Linked DNA regions of Mus musculus: region 2 is linked to region 1. The links are chromatin loops, found by intact Hi-C in ENCODE. Cell type or tissue: left cerebral cortex. All regions are shown on one strand. Each heading gives the region's core, and the rest is flanking DNA. Links, peaks and the distances in the headings are about the cores only.

What was found. A loop is a pair of places that touch in the nucleus more often than their neighbours do. Peaks named below come from ENCODE experiments on the same cell type or tissue, not always from the same donor. Only the 100,000 strongest peaks of a DNase experiment are listed, where the experiment ranks them.
Region 2: a loop joins it to region 1, with 9 times the contacts of the local background. A loop is called at or near these places in 2 of 42 quality-filtered maps.

The regions. Positions count from the first base shown.
Region 1 is chr5:33,657,141-33,660,522 of GRCm38, forward strand. Tmem129 (transmembrane protein 129) reads right to left here and starts at 837. Exons shown (of 4, transcript NM_026698.3): 1 at 483-837. The coding sequence starts at 687. Tacc3 (transforming, acidic coiled-coil containing protein 3) reads left to right here and starts at 988. Exons shown (of 15, transcript NM_001040435.3): 1 at 988-1,587. In left cerebral cortex, for the core only: a CTCF peak has its summit at 1,448; DNase peaks (open chromatin) are centred at 886 and 1,284; H3K4me3 peaks cover 1,548 bases; H3K27ac peaks cover 913 bases.
Region 2 is chr5:33,818,784-33,822,165 of GRCm38, forward strand. Gm52782 reads right to left here. Exons shown (of 2, transcript XM_030254959.1): 2 at 2,081-2,703. The coding sequence ends at 2,335. It also overlaps a transcript of Nsd2 not described here. Among named protein-coding and RNA genes, the nearest start is that of Gm52782, 5.6 kb to the right of the region's middle. In left cerebral cortex, for the core only: CTCF peaks have their summits at 1,248 and 1,788; DNase peaks (open chromatin) are centred at 474, 913, 1,230, 1,723 and 2 more places; H3K4me3 peaks cover 2,125 bases; H3K27ac peaks cover 1,751 bases.

The DNA.
Region 1 (3,382 bases), core at 428-2,927:
CCCACTAGCACTTGGGGCACCACATACCATGGCCTTGGACAGGGCCATAGACCTAGCCCGGCAAAGGAAACGCTCCATTAACATTCCCAACCTTGACCGTCTTCATCTCTGCCTGCTCTTCTTACACCCACCTTCCCCTGGGATCTCTCCAACCCCTGTTGTAATGAAATCAACAGGAGCTCTTTCCTATAGAAATCGTCCAACATAGCAAGCAGGCTGAACGATTCTGCACTCCAGCCGCAGTGATGTCAAAGACTGGAGCTTAGCCCCACCCGAGCACCACTCGCAGGACAGCGCCAGGGCCGCCGCCTCCCAACTGGAAGAGCGTATGGTGCTCTAGAGCGCTCAGCTCACAGCCAGGGCTGCAGAGATCCCGCTTGCTTGTTCATGATCTTGACCGGCTTCTGCTCCAGTTCCTCACCCTTGGAGTCTCCAAGCGCCCGGTTAAGCGCCAACCACCGGCCGGCACACAGGAGGCTCACCTAACGGCAGCAGTGAGTGACACAGTAGTGTGGCGGAAGTGCGGCGAAGGTGGTAAGGTACGAAGGCGGCGTCCTCGCTGCCCAGCCAGCCCGACAACAGATTCTGCACTGTGAGCCCGGCCGAGTAGAACTCGTTGGGCGTGAACACGAAGCACACTGCGAAGACCAGGTAGGCCAACGTGAAGGTCACCTCAGGGCTGTCCATCCCGCCACCGCTCACTGGGCCGTGCAGAGGCAGGAGAGTCCAGTTCTGGACAGTTGGTTTGTTGCCGCAGCCACCGCCGTCAGATCGCCCGCGGGGCACTCTGGGAAACGGAGTCCAAGTCCGGCTACTGGCGGGGCATCCTGCGAATCTGAGCGCCTCCTGTCCAGGCACCCGCAAAGCATTCTAGGAAATGGAGTCCCCTCCTCAGGCTGCCCGCGGGGCACTGTGGGAGACAATTTCCCTGTTGGGTTGACCCGAAGGGCACCCTGGGAGTCAGAGTCTCGCGAGGCCGCCCCCGGCATTCTGAGTGGGGAGTTCTCGGACCCTACGCTGACCCACAAGCTGTGAGCCGCCCAGACACCCCCCGTAAGGGTTCAACTTCTCCCTTACAAACAGCTCGGAGGAGACACTGCAACTGGGTCCATTTAACAGCTGAGAAAAACCGAGCCAGGGCGAACTGGTTTCCAACCGCATTCGCGGCCGACCATGAGATTTTCTGGGCCATGATGGCTCTCACAGTCACTGGCTACCAACAAGCCCTCTCGGCCCCCGATGCTAGACCACAGTTCCCATACGCCCCAACGCTCCCACTGTGCCCTCAGTCCCGGAAGCGGAACTCCCTGCGCAAGAAGGGCGGGACCAGTATGGCTTGCAATTGGCCACAGGTGGCTCTACGGAAGCCTCTTCTCCAACGCGCTGATTGGCTGTGGAACGCCAACTTTCGGTATTTGAATCTGGGGCGGGCGTAGCGGACGACGTTCCGGGACTGCGAGAGCGGACCTTGTTGGGGTTCCTTCGGCTGGGTTTCTCCTGCTCCGTTTTCTTAGCGCGAAGCGGGCACGGCGCTCCTCCCTTGCGGTGGGCGTCCGCGCGGGCCCAGGGCTTGGCAACCGTAGTCAGGTAAGGGAAACGGCGATTTTTTATTTCCCTCGGGCGCAGGGTGGGGATCAGCCCCACGGAACTTGATTCCTGCGAGCTGAGTTACCGTTCCTGTCTTCCGCAGCTTCGCTCTCTCCCTTTGTTGAGGACCCACCCCTCACTCCAGCCTCCTCTGTTCTAAACTCAGGGGATGCACCTAGCCTCCTAGGCAGGACAGGAACCTGCCCGTGGGCTGGGCTTTGCAGGCCGGCCTGCCAGTGATCTCGGTCTGACCCAGTTGATGGCCTCCAAAGAGGCCGTGCTGGTTCCTGTTCTGGTCGAGCGTGTCGTGTAGGAGAATCGCGTCTCAGAGCCAGGGACATCCGTCGCCCCAAGTCTCTTACTCCATCTTTTCTGCGAAACTATTCTGTCTGTCGTCTGTCTTCCTGAACCCAGGGATATTTCTTGTTCCTGGGTCTGTGCCTCTAAGTCCTCCTTCCGTACAGCCTGACCACAACTTCAAAATAAATGGCTTCTCTTGGAAACGCTTTCTTTCCAACTCCAGATGGTCCTGATAAGTTTCCCTTCTCTATTGCATCCTTCTCTGAACAGAGTCCTTTAAGGCTAAGGCCTTTTTCCTCAACTTTAGCTACCAGAATGACCTCATGCCTATACCTATACAATTTGGTTCAGCAATGCATATTTCCAGTCATGATCGCTTGATTGTACACTTCTGTCCATGCACTGTTCGAGGTGGGAGATGTTTCTTTCTCCTTCAACCTTCAAACTTCACCTCAGAGACCATCAGTCAACTTGAGCTTTATCATCTCCCATAGGTGATTTGACCCCATACTTGTTCTCAGAAGGACAGGTGCAGCAGCAGCAACAAAACTTCCTATGTTCCCTGCCCCACCCCTAGTCACTCCTGCACCATGAAGACATCAGAACAAGAGGAAAGGCCCCTTGTGGGTGGGACCATCTCTGGGCTGGTAGTCTTGGGTTCTATAAGAGAGCAGGCTGAGCAAGCCAGGGGAAGCAAGCCAGTAATGAACACTTTCCCCCTTTCCCCCTTGATCACTAATTGAGAAAATGCCTTACAGTTGGATCTCATGGAGGTATTTCCTCAACTGAAGCTCCTTTGTCTGTGATAACTCCAGCTGTGTCAAGTTGACACAAAACTAGCCAGTACAGGTTCTGATGTCTTCTTGGTGCAGGAGTGACTAGAGGTGGGGCAGGGAACATAGGGAAGTTTTGTTGCTGCTGTTGCACCATGGCCTCTGCATCAGCTCCTGCTTTCTGACCTGCTTGAGTTCCAGTCCTGACTTCCTTGGTGATGAACAGCAGTATGAAAGTGTAAGCCGAATAAACCCTTTCCTCCCCAACTTGCTTCTTGGTCATGATGTTTGTGCAGGAATAGAAACCCTGACTAAGACAGAACCCAAATCTGGCTTGTCAATTTTTGTCTCCAGGAACTCCCTCCAGGAGCTGGGGACATGGCTCAGACAGTATTGTGCTTGACAAATGAGCATGAGGACTTGACGTCAGATCCTCAGCACCCACCTAAATTGTGTGGTGTGGCTGCACCCATTTGTAATCCTAGCACTGGGAAGGCAGACTGGAGGATCCCTGGAGCTCCCTGGCCAGATTGTCTTGCTGAATTGGTGAGCTCCTGGGTCAGTTAGTCTAACAAGGTGGAGAACAATTGAAGAAAACACCTCCTGTCAACCTTTGACCTCCCCTTCACACACACCTCCAACCCTCATCCCATCCGAAGCAAAAGCTGAACCGATTGTTCTGCTTTCTTGCCTGAAAGACTTCACCTGAGGCTGTACAGCCC
Region 2 (3,382 bases), core at 299-2,798, 160 kb after region 1:
AGCATCTAAACAGTGACCTATAGACTGAAAATCTTGACTTGGATGGTCTGGGAGCCTGCTGTGAGAAGTATGCAAACCTTAGTGGATGAATTGCTTTCTCCTCAGGATTCTACCTATGGAGTCCCATCCAGGCCCCTTTTCTGCCTGGGAGTACTAGAACATAATAGTCAGGAGCCCCTGGGTGAGGTTGTGTACGGAAGTGGGCTTATGAAAGCTCAGAGAGAACAGGAAGAGAACAGCGCCAAATACCATCCAGGAAAATTCAAATACACGCTCCTTACAGAACTGCAGGGTTTTCTGGAAAACAGATCTGGCATTAAGTAAGCTACATGGTATCTCACACATGCTGCAGGGATCTGAAAGGTGCTGGGGAGGGAATAAGGCAGTGGGCCTAGTGAGACAGAGAGGAGACTTATTCCCGACTGTGAGAGGAGTTTGTTCCAGGAGCACGTGGTAAGCACTGGCTAAGCATCTCAGTGTAACACACATCCTGCCTGACTCACCATAGTGTGTGGATGGAAAGTATTCTGGAGCCAGTGTGCCTTCGGCTGGCCCGATAGTATCAAGCAGTTGAGTCTGCTCCAGCTCATCTCTGCAATCCTGCCCCCAGGCCTTTCCTGGACTTAAGAGTCTCAGGGTTTCAGGCCTTCATGGACAATGCCTGGGCTTGAAGGTTTTTTTTTTTTTTTTTTCTCACCCCTTTCGATCCAAAGCACTAGACTAGGAACATTCCGAGGAATAGGGGTAGAGGTCTGTGGGCTGTGAAAAGCTAAGTGTCCTTAGTAATACAGCAAAGGGATGGGGCTGAGTCCTAGGTCAGCACCCAGAGTTGGAGTCTGGACACCACTGAACCTGACAACAGTAAGCAGTGGCAGGCACAGCGCTGACAGCAGGGAGCAGTGGGCAACAAGCAGTCAGTGGTCCGAAAGGGAGCCTGCCTCAGTCCTATGCTCCGATGCTTCTGGGGGCTGTCCTCAGGGGGCTGAGAACACTCTGTGGCTGGCTTAATCTAGAAAACTCCAGGAGATAAAGCCCAGATTTCTGGCCTCCTGAAAGGTTAGAGACTTAACTCATAAAGAGCAACTGGGACCTCCCAGGACCACCGCCCTTCTCCCGTCTCTAATCACACTTCTCCGACTCTGCGCCACGCGCACGCGCTTTCGCAAAGCACGCAAGCTACCCCCGACTCGCTGGGGCTGCGTTCTGATCCGCCCGCCGTAGCAGCTAGCGCATCTCCGGAGACTCTGCCTCCCGATGCCTTCCCAGGACACCAAGCGGTTCATCTTTGACAAGTGATTCTCCTGGGCTGTTGACAGCCCGCCCGACCGGGCGTCTCAGAACCTGGAGCGCCCAGCGAACGCTACCAGTGACGCGCGCCCCGCCCGCAGACGACTCCAAGCCGCCGTGTCCAGCTGTCCACGCAGGGAGGCGAGCAGGCTCCGGCGCGCCACGAGCTGCTCCCGCCAGCCGCTGGAGCTCGAGGCCGGGACGCTGGGCGGGGCCGCGGCCTCCCGCGCTCTTCTTCTGCCCGAGGCCGTGTGCCCGCGTCCGCGCCCACGCCGGGCTCCGGGGCCGCGCGCGGCGATTGGGCGGCGGGCGTGACGTCACCGCGCCGTGGCTCGCCGTGGTTGCGGAGCTGGCCGCCGCCCGCGCGCCGCTCGAGCAGCGGGAGCGGGAGCGGGAGGCGAGCGGAGCGGGCGCGCGCCGAGCTCCCCAACACCCGCGCTCGGGATCGCTGCCTACCACGCGCGCCCTGTCGCCCGCCGCCTGCCGCTCTCCGCGCGCGGCCCCGGCGCGGATTTGAAAAGCCCGGTCCGCGGGCGACTTGAGGCGGCAGCCAATCAGCAAAGCGCACTTTTCCCGCGGCTTCTGGGGGCGGCGGCGGCCCCGGCGGCTGCGGCGGCGGGCGGGAGGCGCGGGGGCGGGGTCGGCGCCGCGCGCGGAGAGCCTCGGCCTGGCCGCGCTGCGCCCGCCGCTGCCGCCGCCGCCGCCCCCTCCTGCCTCCCTGCCCTCCGCGGCCTCGCGTCCGCTGTCGCCGCCGCTGCCGTCGCCGGACAGCCGCTGCCGGACAGCAGCCGGAGGATGCGTTGCAGCGTAGGTCACTGGGGCCGCCGGCCAACCGCCGCGGGAACTAACCGCTGGCTGGGGAAGGGAGGCCGGGCCGGGAGGCCGGGAGATCGAGGCCCGAGGGCTGAGGGGGAGGCTTGAGGGGCTGAGGGCCGGGCGCCGGGGACAGGCCGGAGGAGGACGCGCGGCCTGAGGCGAGGGTGGAGGATCGGAAGGCTGGGAAAACGGGGCCTGAAGCGCCGGTCGGACGCGCACGGCCAGCGACGGCTAACGGGGCGGCGGGCGCGCGGCCATGTTGGGCCCGCTGGCCGGGGCTGCACCTGTGCCCGGCCGGCGGGCGGCCGCCTTTGTTCCCGCGGCGCCCGGCGGGCCGAGCAAGTCTTTGTGCGGCGCAGGGCGCGGGGCCGGGTGGCACGGTGGGAGGGGCGGCCGGGTGGACCGAGGGGCGCTTTTTGTGTGCGGAAGCGTCCGGCGTTGACACTTGGGACGCCGGCCGTTGGTCAGCGCGGCGCCGCGGTCGCCGGCCCTTGCCGGGCCTCGCAGGTGGAGACGAGGCAGGCTGGACCCGCGGACCCGCCCGGGGCTGTGGCCGCGCCTCACAGGGCGCGCTCCCTCGCCTGGGATGCAGCTCTCAGCCTAGAAGGCGCAGGGCGCGGCGAGCCGGACCGTGACGACCAAGCGGCTGGCTACTGCCTTGGTTTTAAATCTCGGCATTTAAAAGATGTTCGGTTTGAGTTTCGGTGAGAAGAAAATGGATGAGGTTGTTGCATAGGACCCGTCGCAACATTGAGCTTTTCTTCCTTCTCAGCTCAGGACGTGGTTTGACATTGACGACGAAACGGTATGAAATCGGATGGTCTGACGGGAATCATTTTCAGGTAGATAATTGGAGGGGTGTGTATTTTATAACGGACCCTGTAAAGAGACCAGCGGGAGTTCAGAATTAGGTTAGAGAAGTTCCTAAGTACTGCCAGTTTAATTCAAGACTTTGAAGGCCTTGACTTTTAAAGACATTGACTTAATTCTAAGATCGTGTGTGGATGTTAATTCTATTTTATGTATTTGAAATAAGATATCACTATAGAAAGTTAGGAAACATCTCACTTAGGAAGCTGAGACTTTTAACTGGCATATTTTCCATGTTTTAAGTTCTGGTACTTAAGTCGATGTAATACACACACACACACACACACACACACACAAATACAGAAAGTAGCATGGAGAGAGCAGGTTCTGTAAACACAGCTCTTTCTGTGTGTTCTCCCATTCCCCAGCACCCTGAGTTCAAATCATAACTGTTGGCTAGAGATGGAGA